Linked DNA regions of Homo sapiens: region 2 is linked to region 1. Evidence: chromatin contacts called from ENCODE Hi-C or POLR2A ChIA-PET data. All regions are on one chromosome and are shown on one strand. The core of a region is the stretch at or near the end of the contact, and the rest is flanking DNA. Distances in the headings are between cores, read along the strand shown. Region 1 has its middle 41 kb from the start of MIR1255B1. Region 2 overlaps LINC02505 (long intergenic non-protein coding RNA 2505).

Evidence for each region. Hi-C counts contacts between places; a loop is a spot of excess contacts on that map. ChIA-PET counts read pairs that join two places held with the same protein, here RNA polymerase II (POLR2A). Pooled maps may share reads with other maps.
Region 2: a map with no recorded cell type shows a loop between it and region 1 (7-fold over the local background). The contact joins two enhancer-like sites. A Hi-C loop is called at or near these places in 1 of 37 single-sample maps with no recorded cell type and 10 of 50 pooled maps. POLR2A ChIA-PET finds 5 or more read pairs at or near these places in 1 of 52 experiments (GM12878).

The regions. Positions count from the first base shown.
Region 1 is chr4:36,383,419-36,387,839 of GRCh38, reverse strand. No RefSeq gene overlaps it. Among named protein-coding and RNA genes, the nearest start is that of MIR1255B1, 41 kb to the left of the region's middle. RefSeq lists an enhancer at 1,576-1,775. Within about 2 kb of position 1,344, at least 6 of the 41 ENCODE cell types and tissues checked have a DNase peak (open chromatin) inside an H3K27ac peak, as active enhancers do.
Region 2 is chr4:36,550,306-36,554,497 of GRCh38, reverse strand. All of the region lies in intron 3 of LINC02505 (long intergenic non-protein coding RNA 2505), which reads left to right. Among named protein-coding and RNA genes, the nearest start is that of LINC02505, 89 kb to the left of the region's middle. Within about 2 kb of position 2,722, at least 3 of the 41 ENCODE cell types and tissues checked have a DNase peak (open chromatin) inside an H3K27ac peak, as active enhancers do.

The DNA.
Region 1 (4,421 bases), core at 95-2,594:
TTGCCATTAACAACCACTGCCTGCTTAGCTTGGTTGATTTGTTTTTGCATAATTGGTTTATTCATCCACTGGGTGTAAATGGTGTGTTTTGCATTAGCTTGAATTAAAAGAGAATCCCATATATTAGATTATAATAATGTATTTTTTCTAAATAGTTAGGAGATCGCCAATAGGGTACCATAAAACACAGCACTTAGCCCAGTGATGTCTAACAAATTGTTAGACACTTAGAAAAGAAATATAATAGCAAATCAGTAAAACGTATGGGATGGTGGATAAGAGTGTAAACGATATAGCTGACAATAAAGATGAAAACGGAGTTAGTAGATCTGCAGGGATTTTTGTTTATACAGAAAGAACAAAGTGGGAATTCATATGACAAAATTCTCATATCAATGTAGCGTGAAATGAAAAACTATTCTAGTAAGGTATGAGCAGTGTTAGACTAGAGTATAGCTATCCTTTTTGTGTAAGTGGAGAAACAACTCTTTTTGTCTTTAATAAGCAGATTTGGTGGTGAATAACAGCATTTCCTCAGTCTAGGGCACTGAATCATAAATCTTTATAATTTAGTTTTTTTTTTAAATCCAGATCATTTATCAAAGGAACAAAATCAATGTCAGTGGAAGGCACTGTAAAATGTATCCTGTCCTCCATACATTTTAAAACAGCACTATTATTAAACAGTACAGTGCAAGAATCCAATGAAGAATAATTATAGGATTTTATGTTTAAGATTAAAATACTAACCTGGCAATATCTGATTACTTGGCTTGTCTTTTCCTAATTGTATGAAAATATAAAATGATTTTTACTAAACTTGCTGCTTCTCAAAGACAAAGGAGATAGTTCTTGGTGTTAGAATCCTGTGAGAATTTTTTCCCTGAATTTCATACACTGTTCTTCCACTGAGAACAATAAGCAGAGAAACACATGCATAGGACTTTGCATGACATCTACTGGTTAAGTGTGTACATGATACAAAAGCTCATTTTTCTTTGCTCCAAATATATCAGTGGATAACCTCCCCAAGGCTCCCCATGGAAGGACAATGTCCACAGGGCTGAAAGACTTCCTTTCCCCCAAAGGGTTCCATAGATCCATTCTGTAACCCATGGGATTTCATTTTACACAAATAAACATGAATAAATTAGAGAATAAAAGATAATCTAGTTGCAATATCTGGGCTTCCTCATCTATATCTGATTATTTCCTTAAACTCTAGAGTTTTCCCCCTGAAATACATTAACTTGATAAATCAGCAAATGGAACTGGCTTAGAAGTTTGTGAATGACTGAAAGCAGCAGCATGTTCTAGTAACACAGGAAGCGTGTGGTAGGGTTGGTAACTTGTCACACACTGGTAGTGGTCTGAGGGTCAGGTGGAAGTCTTCAGCATCCAAAAATACTTTTTAACATTACCTTAAATTTCACTATTAGAAGGTTATATATTTAAACCACAAACAGGTACATCCCTTTATTAACATGCAAATAATGCAGTGTGTCCATTTGCAGCTTAATCTATTTTTGTGCTGACAACTCTCCACTGTATTTGCCTCCTATCCAGATCCTTCCTCTGACCTTCTCTATGCCCCAGGTGTTGACCACAGCAGACTGAACCGCCCAGGTTCCCTTCTTGGCTGGCTTCTAGTTGAGATGGCTAGTGAAAAGCACTAGCAGGAGATCAAAAGGCAGAAGGAGTGAGATCCTGTGTTGTGGTGTTTTTTTCCTCACTTCCTCATTGCTTTGGTGCTGTGTCTCTTGCAAGAGCTGTGACTCTCCATGAACGTAGTTCCTGTATATGGCCCTTCCTTCAGAGTACAGGAACTTAATATTGTCGATTTCTAAGTGCCTCACCGCCCCTCTATATCCTGTGTTTGTTTTGTAGCTCTGCCTATGACTCTTTAAAAGTAGTGACTTCAATAGAGACTCTATTTGAACCTTCTACTTATTTGCCAGAAACTTTAACAATACCTTTCTAGATGAGACTCAGTTTACATAAAAGGGTACATAAAAGGGTACATAAAAGGGAAGAAATGGAAGAAGGGGAGAGGTAGCATGTGAAGAAAGAAGAGCAATGAAAGGCCAGGAGGCTAAAAAAAGGGACCTCAAACTCTCTTATTTGGCTAAGAACTTTTCCAAAATGACATGTATTTATATGAAAGTGTCCACCTCCATCCCCAAATTAACACTCTGTGCCTAGGGGTAATTTTGTGTTTTGCTTCATTAGAACTTAAGCTCTATGAGAGAATGGTAGTTTTGGGGTTTTGTTGTTGCTTTCTGCCTGCATCTACAGATAACCAAATATCTAGATTGATTAAACTTCCTTGTTATTGCAAAGATTAAAAACATGTTTATATATTAATTACAACAAGTACTTTTATAAAGACAATTGAATCCCTATTTTGTCCTTTGGAGAAGTTATTAACCTTTTCATGCTTGCACTTTCTCATCTATTTAATAGGATACGGCGTAATATAATGGTTAAGAACAGTGATGTACTGGTAAGTGTTTACCAACTGTCTCTCCAGGAAAAAAAATATATATAACGTTTGCTGATCTCTTTGGAGTAAATACTCCCACTAAACTCCTTACTTTTCTATTGCTGCCATAACAATTTCCTTCTCATGCTGCATCTCTCTGACCCTACTTCTGTTTTCACATTGTTTTCTCTGACCACAGGTGGGACAGGATCTTTACTTCCAAGGATTCATGTGATTATATTGAGTCTACCTGGGTAATCCAGGTTTCCCATCTTAAGGTCCTTAACCTTAGTCACATCTACAAAGTTCCTTCCGCCGTGCAAAGTAATGTCTTCACAAGTTCCAGGGATTCAAACATGCATAACTTTGTTCATGGGGACCATCATTCTGGCTACCACACCCACCATGGACAATTTCAAGCAACCAATGTAACATCAGTTGGCTCACAATGTAACATCCAATGTAACATCAACTGGCTCACAAAATCCCTGATAATTCATCAGTTCTGTGAGCCAGATGAAATCACTCCTGCTACCATAATTCAGAGTATAAGTTTCAGAATTAAAAAGTCTGAGTTTGAATTTTGACTTGCAATGTGACTTTGACGAAGTTGCTTCTTTCCTATATCTCAATCCTTATCTGCTTAATGGTGATAAAAATAGTACAAATTCACTAGGTTTTTAATGAGAATTGACAACAGAGATAATACATGTAATTAGAAAATGTGAGTATTCAATATACATTAAGAATTACTTTTATGTTTCCATCATCTTTTCAAACATTTTATGTTTGATAGTAGGAGTCCAAATGTTTCTTATCCCAGTAAGCGAAAATATTAAATACCAATGTATACAGTGACTACATAATTAGAAAGCTCAGAGCACTTCTTTTCTTCCTAAGGCACGTGTAATGTATGTTCATAATGATTATTCTAAAATGGATCGAGAGGCTCAAGGGCCTTCTGAAACTTCAAAGAAAGACACAGTAAATTTGGCAGTATTAGTGTTACTTCAATTTTGAACTAGCCAAATTCTTAGTTGCTGTTATTAAAATTTTCAAATAACTGTAATATTAAGGCTTAAGAACAAAACACCCTAAGCTAGGTAGGAGTAAGGCTGGAGTAAAATGTCCTTGCAGCATAGTCGGAGGGGGGGGGGAAGCATTGTTGTGAATGTACTCCTTTCGGTAAAGATGTGAATGAACCAGGAGCGAGGGGCTTGAAGGAGGTGGGGAGACTGACAAGACGTTATATTGAGTGAAGTCTGGGTTACAGCATCTCATATATTTGATACACAGGGTTGGAGATGTCACCTTACATCCCTCTTAAGACTTCTGACCAAATAAATGTTCTTCCACGATTTTTCTCATCTCGAGTATCTAAAATATTCTATAACTTTGGAGCCACAACAAGACTGCCAGATGGGACACAATTTACTTGTTCATGTATTTAATAGTTACATATTTATTGTGAAGATTCAGAAATTATTCATAAAAGAAAAAAAGTGGACAAAAGATATGTGAGGTTCAGATGTGATCTGCAGGTTTGCTTATGGCTCCAGCCACTTGTTCCAAACATAGAGAGTAGTTTCTGAGTTATCTAAGGTCATGAAGTATTTCAGGTATTGATTCTCTGTCTAGTTCATTTAAATAATATAGAAATATGTGAGGGGAATATCCCTGATCTCAAAAACTTTATGATTGAAGTAAGGAAAAAATGAGATTATGTGTACCTGCAAGAGCTAAGTAATAACAAATCAATAGTCAAAACAAACAAACAAAAAAACCACAAGAAGCATATGGCTAAACAGGAAAGGGTAATAGGGGTGAGGTGTACAATGAATTCAGAGATCACTGTGAGTTGGAAAAGCCATGAAGAAGAGAAGACTTGAGAACCACATCAATTGATTACAGGCTTGAAGAGAAGAGTATATTCCAGGTA
Region 2 (4,192 bases), core at 1,473-3,972, 170 kb before region 1:
CTTGAGCATGTGGCTTTCCTGTCTGCCAGTTCTGCTGCAAGGTAGGCCCCGACTTAGTACATTCTTTTATTAGTTTGCATCACTCTATTTAAATTCTGTCCAAACTTATTGCAACTTTCTATTTCCCAAATAAGAACAGCAGAGATTCCTGCCATTTCTGACTTCCGTATTCAAAGTTGAGGTTTACAGGCTAAACAGATTGATGAACACTTTCTCTAGTGACCAGTTTAGTCTTCCACATGTTGATGACAAAGGAGCTAACCAATCTCTTCTATAATTGAATAACAAGAGACACTTTTCTTTGCTCTTTATTCTAAATGTGAATCTTAAGCAGGATTTGTGCAGGCAGTGAAGTTGTGTATAATAGTCTTCTACAGGCTCTTCTTTGGAGAGAATTCAATAGCCCAGAATTACTCACCAGCCTTCCAGATTTCCTCCATCTACCCCAAATGTGAAACCGTCAATTTGGCACGCCTTTCCCTAGAAGGTGTCCTAGGAGTAAACATTTCTGCTCTCTGCATTCCTACCAAAATTTACTTGGTGCTTGTTTCAGAGGTCTCAAGAACATTCTCAAGTAGGTTTACTCTCTAGGACTCATAAGATGCAACAGAGGTTGTACTCATAGCCAAGTTTCATTAGAGCAAAAGGGTACAGAGCAAGAACAATAGGAAGGCAGGCATTAGGCAGAGTTTAGAGAGGACAAATACACGATTCCTAGTCCTCATTATATAGGATGTGCTTTTCTTTTGATGTGAACTACAAGGACATATAAAAGGAGAATCTGCCAAGAGAAGGCTTTTATGTAGGCTCTTCGTGTAGATACCTCCTGCTGCACAACCAGCCATGGTAACAACAACTCAGGAACCCAACAATAAAACTAGGTACACATCATCAATCTTGATGTTAAGCTTGAGAAGCTCACATGGCATAGTCTATTCTCCAGGTGTATACAACAGAATCATCAATCGTCAACATAAAGAGTCTTCTGAGGCCCAGATTACCAGAAGTTGGTCAAAGGTAAATTGTGGTTCCAAGGTTCCATGGAGGCATACAAGGAGCATGCTGGGCTAATTCTTTCACAGCTCTCTTTTCAGAATCAGATCCTATTTTTAAAAGAGCTAACAAATTCATAATAAGATAGTTGTTCTTAATCAAACATATTTGATTAAACAGCACATTTTCTCTAAAAAAATGTGCATGCACACACACAGACACACAGAGAGACAATATGTGTATAAACTATTAGGATTCAAGGGCAAATAGTTAATTTGGCACAGGAGTGTGGAAATAAGAGAGGTAAAGAAAATAAGCCAATAAAATTTCATGATAAAGCCAGCTATCATTGTGGACAATCAGAACTCAATCCTACTGAGGAAATCTGGAGATAGTATACGATATTCCTCAGAGGTATCCCAACCAAGAGCACAGAAATGGAAATATTTATCTACCAATGCCCCTTCCATAATTTTCAAAGGCTGCTTCTATGATCATTATCTCCCAAGCACTTGTGGCTTGCTTTAGGTGCAAGTAAAATGTGCACACATAATATTAAAAAACCCTCAAAAAATTTGCAGTTTTTCATGTAAACAATCAGGTGTGTGTGAAAATTAATGCCAAGAGGATATGGGCAGGGAATTAAAAGTATCTGCTATATACACATACACACACAAAAGTGTTAACACACACAATTTTAGGTTTATGAAACTGTGAATTATAACCATGGATTTCTGGATCCTAGAGATTAGTCCAAAGTATTGCCAAACGAGATAGTATTCAGAGTTAAAGCTTTAGGAATAAACAATATTTACTTTTAAAGAATCGGTTACTAGTCTTGGAATGTCAGGCGTCATGTGTGATAATCAGAGATTACAATCAGTTGTTTAGTGCCCTCTGAATCATACAATATAAGTTATTGTGTTTATAGAAATAACACAAAAAAACAGCACTGTCTCCTTTTACCTCCTGAATAGAGAATGTCATTAATCTGAAGATAGCACTGATTATGAGACTTCATTATTTTGTTTCCCTGAAAAAGGAAGGAAAAAAAACAACTGCCAATTTACAATCACATGATGCCAACTACAAAATGCATTTCTATTTTCGAGATGGTAATATGTGGAAAACTCAAGTGTCTTAGAATTGATAGAATATGATAGTATCAATTAATTCAAAGAATGCTGGCAGGGAATGAACTGAAATATGGGAAGTGGGAACTGCAGCCTTGATCATTTGTAAAATAATCCTGATAACATACTTAGTGTTAATATGAGCTCTTTTCAAGAATATTCATGCCTCTTTCTATGTTAGGTACTTTCATCTCTGAACATCAAAACCTGTTTTAAGAACATTGCTATGTGGTCACAGGAAGCTAAATGTTCTTGCCAATATCACCCGCAAAATGACTCATTCATCTTTCAAACATGTCTTTTCTTACAAAATTACCTGTCCCCAACTAAGAAAAAGGAAAGAGAGCAAAGCTTCATTTTTCTTTCATCCTGGTTATCTCCCTAGCCCATCTTAGACTTTGTTCAAATACAACCTCTACAAAGCCTTGCGGCACACTGGACTTTAGGAAATAAGCTAAAAAGTTTAATCAGGACTTTGAGGTTCAATTCCCAGAAATGAACATTTTTAACAGCATGTTCATAAGCATGTTGGGACTTCCCACATACCTTTATAAATCATCACCTTGGTTCAACTCACTGTGAAAGAGAAGAGAGCGTGGCAGGCCAGGTTTCACTAACGCATAACAACTCTTTCAGTACTGACTAAGTGGTTAAGTTAAATACTAAAAGCCAGTGCCCTTATACAAAGGCTGGAATGTAACAAAGAGCCCACCAAGAGTTTTGCCTAAGCTTTTCCTTGGCCTTAAAGCATGAAAAAATAAAGAAGGAATTCTTAACAGGACCCATTTAGGATTAAACAAGTTTTATTGTGGGTCTGAAGAAACTCCCCAGGCCTCCAAAAACAAGTTTGTTGTAAGCCTGAAAGAACTCCCCAAACCTCCGTGATTTAGCAGGAGACAAGATAATCACCCCAGCACCTGGGCCCCTTTAGATTAAGTAAATTTACTGAGGCTCCAGAGGAGGGTCTTCAGGACTCAGACCTTAGTTATAGATTAAAAGAAGTTAATCCCATATGTCTTTAGGTGAATCCACACTTACACATAGACATACAGCTTAGAAGGTTATATGAGCTCTGGGAAACTTTGTAATTTTGAGTTGGCCTGGCAATAATTTTCAGGCCTTCTCCCTGTAACTGGTTACAGAAATAAAAACTCTCTTCCTCCCCAGTTCATCTGCATCCAGTTATTGGGCCACAGGAAAGAGCAGCCTGACCCTCAGTTTGGTCTGGGAATAAGAGGGGCTGAGCTGGTTCTTCATTTATCTCTGTCTTCTATCTTTTTCCCATTGTCTTTACTACCTGCTACAATCTGAATGTTTCTCTCCACCACTCTCTGAAATCCATATATTAAAACTTATTCACCAATATTATGGTATTAGGAGGTGGGGGCCTTTGAAAGATGATAAAGTCATGAGGGTGGAGCTCTCATGAGTGAGATTCATGCTCTTATAAAAGGAACCCCAGAGAGGTCTCTCACCATCTTTCTGCCATGTGAGAATGCAATGAAAAGTTGTCAGTCTGCAGCCTAGAATACGGTCCTCACCAGACATCACCTCTACTAGCACTTTGACTTTGAACTTCCCAGGCTTCAGAACTCTGGGAAATGAGTTTCTGTTGTTTATAAGCCACCTAGTTCATAGTGCTTTTTATAGCATCCTGGATGGACTAAGACACTAGCATTCATTCTTACTTTTAAAAAAATAATTGTGTGGATGCAAAGGTAGATTTGAATTTACATGTGCACATGAAGCTCCTGAAAGATAGAACTTATCTTTGATGAGTGATTCTGTGAATTATTTGAGGAATGTAATGTACAATTTGGTGCAAAATACTTATGATATGAGAAAGTTCTACATGGTACTTCCTTTCTTTTTCAAGTGAAGTGTTTGGGAACAGTACAGCTAAGTGGTTAGCTGTGGGCACTCTGGAACTCGCCACTTGAATACATTCTAGCTCAGGAAGCAATGCCATTTTTATTATTTTATCCTTTATTTTAATCTCTTCATCTGTAGAGTGGGAACAATTCTAATATTTATGTCATAGTGTTGTTAAGATTAAATGAAATAAA